2 separate regions of the Homo sapiens genome follow, and region 2 is linked to region 1. The links are chromatin contacts, found by Hi-C or POLR2A ChIA-PET in ENCODE. All regions are on one chromosome and are shown on one strand. Each heading gives the region's core, a stretch centred on a gene start or an enhancer-like site at or near the end of the contact. The rest is flanking DNA. Distances are from core to core; before and after follow the strand shown. Region 1 overlaps LOC107984831 (a long non-coding RNA gene). Region 2 holds the start of REXO5 (RNA exonuclease 5).

Region 1 (3,706 bases), core at 397-2,896:
AGGTTGACTGGAGGGCTAAATGAAAGACTGGCTGCATGGCCAAATGGCTGGCTGGGAGGCAGGCAGAGTGGCAAGTTGAGTGAATGGCTTGCTGAGAGCCTGGCTGTGAGGTTGCCAGGCTGAGAGGCTTGCTGAGAGTATGGCTGGCTTAGTACCTGGGAGAAAGTCTGGATGGGAGGGTGGCTGGCTGGGGAACTGGCCAAGGGGCCACCTGGGAGGCTGGCCAATGAGAGGCCAGCTGGGAGGGTAGCAGAGAGGCTGGATGAAGGGTGGCTGCCTGAGAGGCTTGCTCGCTGAGAGTCTGGCTGACTAGCTGTATTAAAGGTTGGCTGTGTGGTTTGCTGGGGGCCTGGTAGAGGGGCTGGTTGTGAGGCTGCATGACAGGCCTTCTGGCTGATAGGCTGGCAGGCTGGCAGTCTGGCCAAGAGACTTGCTGGGTGGCTTGCCGAGTGGATGGCTAAGAGGCTGGTTGAGAGGCTGGCTGGGGAGGCCAGCAGAGAGGTGGCTGGTTGGCTGGCTGAGAATCTGCCTGGCTGACAGGCTGGGTTAGAATCTTGTTGAGAGGCTGGCTGGCTGAGAGGCTTGCTGAGAGGTTGGCTGGTTGGTTGGCTGGCTGAGAGATCGGCCAATGCCGGGCTGGGATGCTGGCCAAAGGACGCCTGGGAGGTTGGCCGACAGTCCAGCTGGGAGGCTTGCTGAGAGGCTGGTTGGAAAGTTGGCTAAGAGGCTGCCTGGAAGCCTGGGTGAGAGGACAGATGGGGGGCTGGCTCTGAATCTGCATGGCTGAGAGACTGGCTTAGAAGATTTATGAAAAGCTGGCTTAGAGGCTGTTTGAGAGGCTGGCTGTCTGAGAGGCTGACTCTGAGACCTCCTTGCTGAGAGACTGGCTTAGTGGCTTGCTGAGGGGCTTGCTAGCTGAGAGGCTTTTTGAGGGCCTGATTAGCAGGCTAGCTGGCTGAGGCAAGTCAAGGGGGTGACTTGGAGGATGGTCGAAGGGCCATCTAGCTCACTGGTCAAGAGGCTCGCTGGGAGGCTGGTTGAGAGGCTGGCTCCCTTGATGGTTGGGAGGCTGGCTGATAGGCTGGTCCAGAGGATGGCTGCATGGGAGACTGGAGAAAAGGCAGGCTGGGGGGCTGGATATCAGGCTGTTTAGAGGCTGTTTTAGAGGCTGTCTGGGGAGTCTGGCCAAGTGCAGGCTGTGTAGCTAGCTGAGAGGGTGGAGGTGAGAATGGCTGACTGAGAATCTGCATGGTTGAGAGGCTGGGTTAGAGGCTTGCTGAGATGCTGGCTGGCTGAGAGGCTTGTTGGGAGGTTGAGAGGTTGGCTGCCTGAGAGGCTAGCTCAGAGACCACGTTGTTGAGAGGCTGGCTTAGTGGCTTGCTGAGAGGCTGGCTTGCTGAGAGACTTGCCAAGAGGCTGGGAAGCAGGCTAGCTGGCTGAGACGCTGGTCAATGGGGCGTCTTGGAGGCTGGCCGAGAGGATGTCTGAGAGGATGGCTGGCTGTGTTTCTGCCTGGCTGAGAGGCTGGCTTAGAGGTTTGCTGAGAGGTTGGCTGGCTGAGAGGCTTTCCGAGAGCCTGGTGGTATGTTACAGAGGATGGCTGCTTGACAGGCTGGCTCATAGGCTGCCTGGTGGAGAGGCTCACTTAAAGGCCAGCTGAGAGGCAGGTTGAGAGGTTTACTTGCTTAGAAGCTGGCTGGCAGGCTGGCTGGCTGGCTGAGAGTTTGCTTGGTTGGCTATCTTAAAGGCTGGCCAAGTAGCTTGTTGTGAGGCTGGATGGCAGGCTTTCCGGCTGAGAGGCGGTCTGTCTGACTGAGTGTCTGACTTAGTGTCTGGCTGAGAGGCTGCCTGGTTGAGAGGCTGGCTTAGAGGCTTGCTGTGAGGCTGGCTGGCTGAGGCTTGCTGTGCGGATGGCTGGCTGAGGCTTGCTGAGATGCCGACTGGCCGGTTGGCTGGCAGAGATGCCAGCCAATGGTGCAGCTGGGAGGCTTGCTGAGAGGCTGGCTGGCTCGCTGGTATAGAGGCCACTTAGGAAGCCAGTCAAGAGGCCAGCTGGGAGACGGACTCAGAGGCTGGCTGTCCTGCTGGCTGAGAGAGTGGCTCATAGCCTGGTCCAGAGGATAGCTGCAAGGGAGGCTGGGGAAAAGGCAGGCTGGGAGTCTGGCCTAGAGGCTGTCTGGGAGGCTGTTTAACAGGCTGGCTGGGGAAACCAGCTGAGAGGCTGGTTGACTGGTTGGCTGAGAAGCAGGCTGAGAAAATGCCAGGCTGAGAATCTGCCTGACTGAGAGGCTGGCTGAGATGTTTGCTGAGACAATGGCTGGCTAACTGTCTTGCTGAGAGGCTGGCCATGAAGCTGTTTGAGAGGCTGGCTGAGGAGGCTGAGCAAGAAGCCGGCAGGCAGGCTGACTGAGAGGCTGGCTGTCTGGCTGTTTGAGAGACTGGCTGTCTGGCTGTTTGAGAGACTGGCTGTCTGGCTGTTTGAGAGACTGGTTGAGCGGAAGTCTGGCTGAGAATCTACCTGGCTGAGAAGCCAGTTTAGAGGCCTGTTGAGAGGACGGCTGACTGAGAGACTTCTAAGAGTCTGTTTGAGAGGGTGGCTGCTTGAGAGGATGGCTGAGAGGCTGCCTGGCTGAGAGGCTGTCTTAGAGGCTTGCTGAGAGGTTGGCTATCAGGCTGACTGACTGAGAGGCTGGCAAAGGTGGTGCATATAGGCTGGCCAAGAGGACACCTGGGAGGCTGGGCAAGAGGTTAAATGCATGAGAGCCTGGATGAGAGACTGACTGGGAGGCTGTTTGACAAGCTGGCTGCCTAAAAGCCTGGCTCAAAAGCTGCCTGGTTGAGAGGCTGGCTTAGAGGCTTGCTGAGAAGCTGGCTGTATTAAAGGCTTGCCTAGAGCATGGTTGTCAGGCTGGCTGGCTGTCAGGCTGAGCAAGGGTTTATCTGGAAGGCTGGTCAAGATGCAGTCTGGGTGGCTGCCTGGCTGAGAGGCTGGTTGCCTGGGAAGCTGGCTGAGAGGCTGCCTGCCTGCAAGTCTGGCTTAGAGGGTTACTGAGAGGCTGGCTGGATTAGAGGCTTGCCTGGAGGCCAGCTAGTAGGTGGGCTGGCTGAGAGGCTAGCTGCTTGAAAGGGCAGTTGAGAGGCTGGCTGAGAGGCTGGCTGGGAGGCTGTTTGAGAGGCTGGCTGCCTGAGAGACTGGCTCAGAGGCTGCCTGGTTGAGAGGCTGGCTTAGAGACTTCCTGAGAGCCTGGCTGGTTGAGAAGCTTGCTAAGAGACTGGCTGGCAGGTTGGCTGGCTGAGAGATCTGCCAAGGGGGTGGCTTGGAATCTTGCCCAGAGGTGGGCTGGCTCCCTGGTTTAGAGGTTACCTCGAAGGCTCACCAACAGACTGCCTGGGAGGCTGGCAGAGAGACCCACAGGCTAGCTGTCTTAAAGGCCAGCTGGGAGGCTGGCCGAATGGCTGGGTGAGAGTCTGACCTAGAAGAGGGCTGGGAGGCTGGGCTGGCTGAGCTGCTGGCTGGCCAAGAGGCTGGATTAGAGGCTGAGTGGCTGGCTGGCTCAGACACCTCAGAGCCCTGGTCCATGGGTTTTCTTAACTATCAACCGCCTCTGGACAGGTAGGGCTCTAAGAAGCTACAAATGAGCTCTAAATCAGGGGTTCCCAGTACACATCAGAAAAAAGATCACTCATCCTGTAAACAGAGACTAAA
Region 2 (3,253 bases), core at 382-2,881, 190 kb after region 1:
TGGCCTCCTTTAATCCTCAACAAGTGTAGTAGCTAGAAACTTTTCCTACCTATATTTTATGGATGAGAAAACTGATTCTTAATTTGCCAAAGAACATAGCTTTGGTATGTGAACCCAAGACTGTCCAATTCTGAAGCTCATGCTATTTGCTATTATATTACATCTTTCTAGTAATCAGAAATATGCACAGCGCATCCAGGAATCAGGGAGGACACAATAATTCATATTGTGAATTAAAAGGATCACTAGGCCAGGCACCGTGGCTCACACCTGTAACCCCAGCACTTTGGGAGGTTGAGGCGGGTGGATCACCTGAGGTCGGGAGTTCGAGAACAGTCTGACCAACATAGAGAAACCCCATTTCTACTAAAAATACAAAATTAGCTGGGTGTGGTGGTGCATGCCTGTAATCCCAGCTACTTGGGAGGCTGAGGCAGGAGAATGACTTGAACCCGGGAGGCAGAGGTTATGGTAAGCCGAGATCGCACCACTGCACTCTAGCCTAGGCAACAAAACTCCGTCTCAAAAAAAAAAAAAAAGATCACTAGAAAATGGGTTTGTAAAAAGTAGAGGTTCCTCTTCAAAGACTTCCTTCCCCGTCTAATTAGGAATAAATAGTAACTTCTCTTAGAGCAAAATTTATTCAAAGACCTGTGCTAACATTCTTAAATATCTGCTAGATATAATAAAGAAATCAATGTACTTTATGTTCTTAGCTCCCACAATTTAGCCTAAATATTTGCCCTGGCATGCTTATACTGGTCCAATCAAACATTAGGTCATAGCCTGTTCCTCTTCCTTACTTAAAAGTGTTTTTACCTTTCTCAGCATTCCACAAGTTACTTCCTTCTTCCTTTGTTCTCCTCTGCCTTTGCCTCTTTTAAAAAGTTCTATGTTGCTAGTCAGTCGGGACAAATACAGAATGTGAGGTCCCGTTCCAGCCAAAGGAAACCGGACACAGCAGTAGGGTGGACGCGCCACGTTATAAATGACCCTGTCTCCTTTGTTCAGTGTACTCTCCTGGCAAAACTGCTGGCGAGTGTACCCTTTCTGCAGGAAGTAAAAATGGCCTTACTAAATAAATTAAATTTAAGTTTAAGTTCTATTTCTTTACAGCACCGAGGAACGAGCATTTCGAACAGGTTGAACACCTTGACAGATTCAGTGTGTGGCCTGCCTGAGACCTCCAACCAGTCTGCAGGGCACTGTCACGTCCAGTCGTTTCCCAAGGCCTAAAATAGGCAGGCACTGGCTCAAGGCCACACAGTCAAGGCCCCAGGGTTCGTCCGCCTCGGGCTCCTGTCACCCTCGGGTAGAAGGTGGCCCAAGGCTGAAGACCGAGGTCCAGGGAGGCGCCTTTCCAACCGTGCCAGAGAGGGCAGGTCGCAGACGCCGGGGCTGCGGGGAATAGAGGCCCTCACCGCAGATGCCACCTGCCGTGCCCTGCTCTGCGGCCAACGCCAGCGCTGGACCCGGAGCTACCCGCCCCCGACCCGGAACTCCCTCGAGTACCGCGCGAGCCGCTTGGTCGCCATTCCCGACACTCCTTGCTTTTCCAAGTCCAGCTGCCGGAAGTCGCTCGACTTCTACTTCCGGTCCGTTCAAAAAGCCCGCGAGGCTGAGGGGCGGTTGTTGTTGGCAGCTGTGGCTAAGGAGGGGAGAACCTCTGCTCCCCGCCCGTCTTCTCTTCTGCGTTTCCCGGGCTAGGGGGCGTGGGGAGTGGTTTTAGGCGGCGAAGCCGCTCGGCAGCACCTTCCTTCTTTGCCAGGCAGACGCCCGTTGTAGCCGTTGGGGAACCGTTGAGAATCCGGTAACCGATGCGGACGGTAAAGCCGTTTGGGTTAGAGCGGCGCGGGTGTCCAGTCCGCGGAACGGGGAGATCGTTGGCACCTTCGCTTTTTTAGGGGAACGGGGATAGTTCGGTAAACTGAATTGAGAAGCGGATCCGAGGGAGGTTGAAAGCTGTCAAGCCCGTGTAGCTCTCCCGCTAGGAGGCGGCACGCGGGGGAATAGGGGCGCTGGAGTTTCCCCAGCTCTACCTCATCTTTCTCCACAGCCATGGAGCCAGAGAGGGAAGGGACCGAGAGACACCCCAGGAAGGTCAGGGAAAGCAGGCAGGCCCCAAATAAGCTGGTCGGGGCAGCTGAGGCGATGAAAGCCGGTTGGGATCTCGAGGAGAGTCAGCCCGAGGCCAAGGTGAGCAACGGGGATCCCGAGCAGGCGGCCCTAGGCGGTTTGGAGCTCCCGGACCCTCGCCCAACCGCCGTCGGGGGCACTGGATTCGGGCGGGCTCTCCGCCCTGGCCTCTCCGAACCTGATCCCTGATCATTAAAATGGGAATGAGTGTAATACCACCTTCCTGCAACAAGGCTGTCATTGGCTGTCACTGGGATAGTGAGTCGGCCGAGTGCGGTGGCTCATGCCTGTAATTCCAGCACTTTGGGAGGCCGAGGCGGGCGGATCACGAGGTCAGGAGTTCGAGACCAGCCTTGTCAACATGGAGAAATCCCCGTCTCTACCAAAAACACACACACAAAATTAGCCAGGCGTGGTAGTGGGTGACTGTAATCCCACCTACTTGGGAGGCTGAGGCAGGAGAATCGCTAGAACCCAGGAACCAGAGGTTGCAATGAGCCAAGACCACGCCATTACACTCCACCCTGGACAACAAGAAAGAAATCACGTCTCAGAAAAAAAAAAAAAAAAAAAAAAACTGGGATGGTGGGCCGGGTGCAGTGGCTCACGCCTGTAATCCCAGCAGTTTGGGAGGCCAAGGCGGGAGCATCATTTGAGGCCAGGAATTCAAGACCAGCCTGGGCAATATAGCAAGGACCCCATCTCTTAAAAAAAAAAAACAAAAAACAAAACAAAAAAAAAACTGCCTGTACATAATAGGAATGTTCATCGATATCCTGGGGCACAAAAATACAATTCCTTGCCCTCGTGCAGTTTACATTCCAGTAGGGCGGGGGTCCCCAACCCCCTGTGCACAGACTAGTACCTGCCTGTCCATGGGGTCCCCAACCCACTGTCCACAGCTGGCCTGTTAGGAACCGGGCCACAAAGCAGCAGGAGGTGAGCGGTGGCCGATAGAACGTTACCCCCTGAGCTCCACCTAGGCATTAGATTCTCATAGGAATGTGCCAAACCTATTGTGAGCCCTATTGTGAACTTTGCATACGAGGGTCCTAGGTGGCATGCTGCTTATGAGACTCTAATGATAAATGTAATGCACTTGAATCACCCCGAAACC

The links. Hi-C counts contacts between places; a loop is a spot of excess contacts on that map. ChIA-PET counts read pairs that join two places held with the same protein, here RNA polymerase II (POLR2A). Pooled maps may share reads with other maps.
Region 2: a loop to region 1 is called in a map of ascending aorta, with 2.8 times the contacts of the local background. The contact joins the promoter of REXO5 here to the enhancer-like site in region 1. A Hi-C loop is called at or near these places in 2 of 168 maps with a recorded cell type or tissue (aorta and ascending aorta) and 6 of 50 pooled maps. POLR2A ChIA-PET finds 5 or more read pairs at or near these places in 2 of 52 experiments (Panc1 and activated B cell).

What each region holds. Positions count from the first base shown.
Region 1 is chr16:20,611,650-20,615,355 of GRCh38, forward strand. The region is part of intron 1 of LOC107984831 (a long non-coding RNA gene); the gene reads left to right. Among named protein-coding and RNA genes, the nearest start is that of ACSM2B, 37 kb to the left of the region's middle. RefSeq lists an enhancer at 2,122-2,621. Within about 2 kb of position 1,647, at least 7 of the 41 ENCODE cell types and tissues checked have a DNase peak (open chromatin) inside an H3K27ac peak, as active enhancers do; they include ascending aorta, where a contact is called at or near this core.
Region 2 is chr16:20,804,896-20,808,148 of GRCh38, forward strand. It overlaps REXO5 (RNA exonuclease 5), which reads left to right and starts at 1,632. Exons shown (of 20, transcript NM_030941.3): 1 at 1,632-1,810; 2 at 2,057-2,196. The coding sequence starts at 2,059. It overlaps ERI2 (ERI1 exoribonuclease family member 2), which reads right to left and starts at 1,577. Exons shown (of 9, transcript NM_001142725.2): 1 at 1,513-1,577. The coding sequence starts at 1,535. RefSeq lists enhancers at 773-1,718, 1,467-1,576, 2,297-2,436.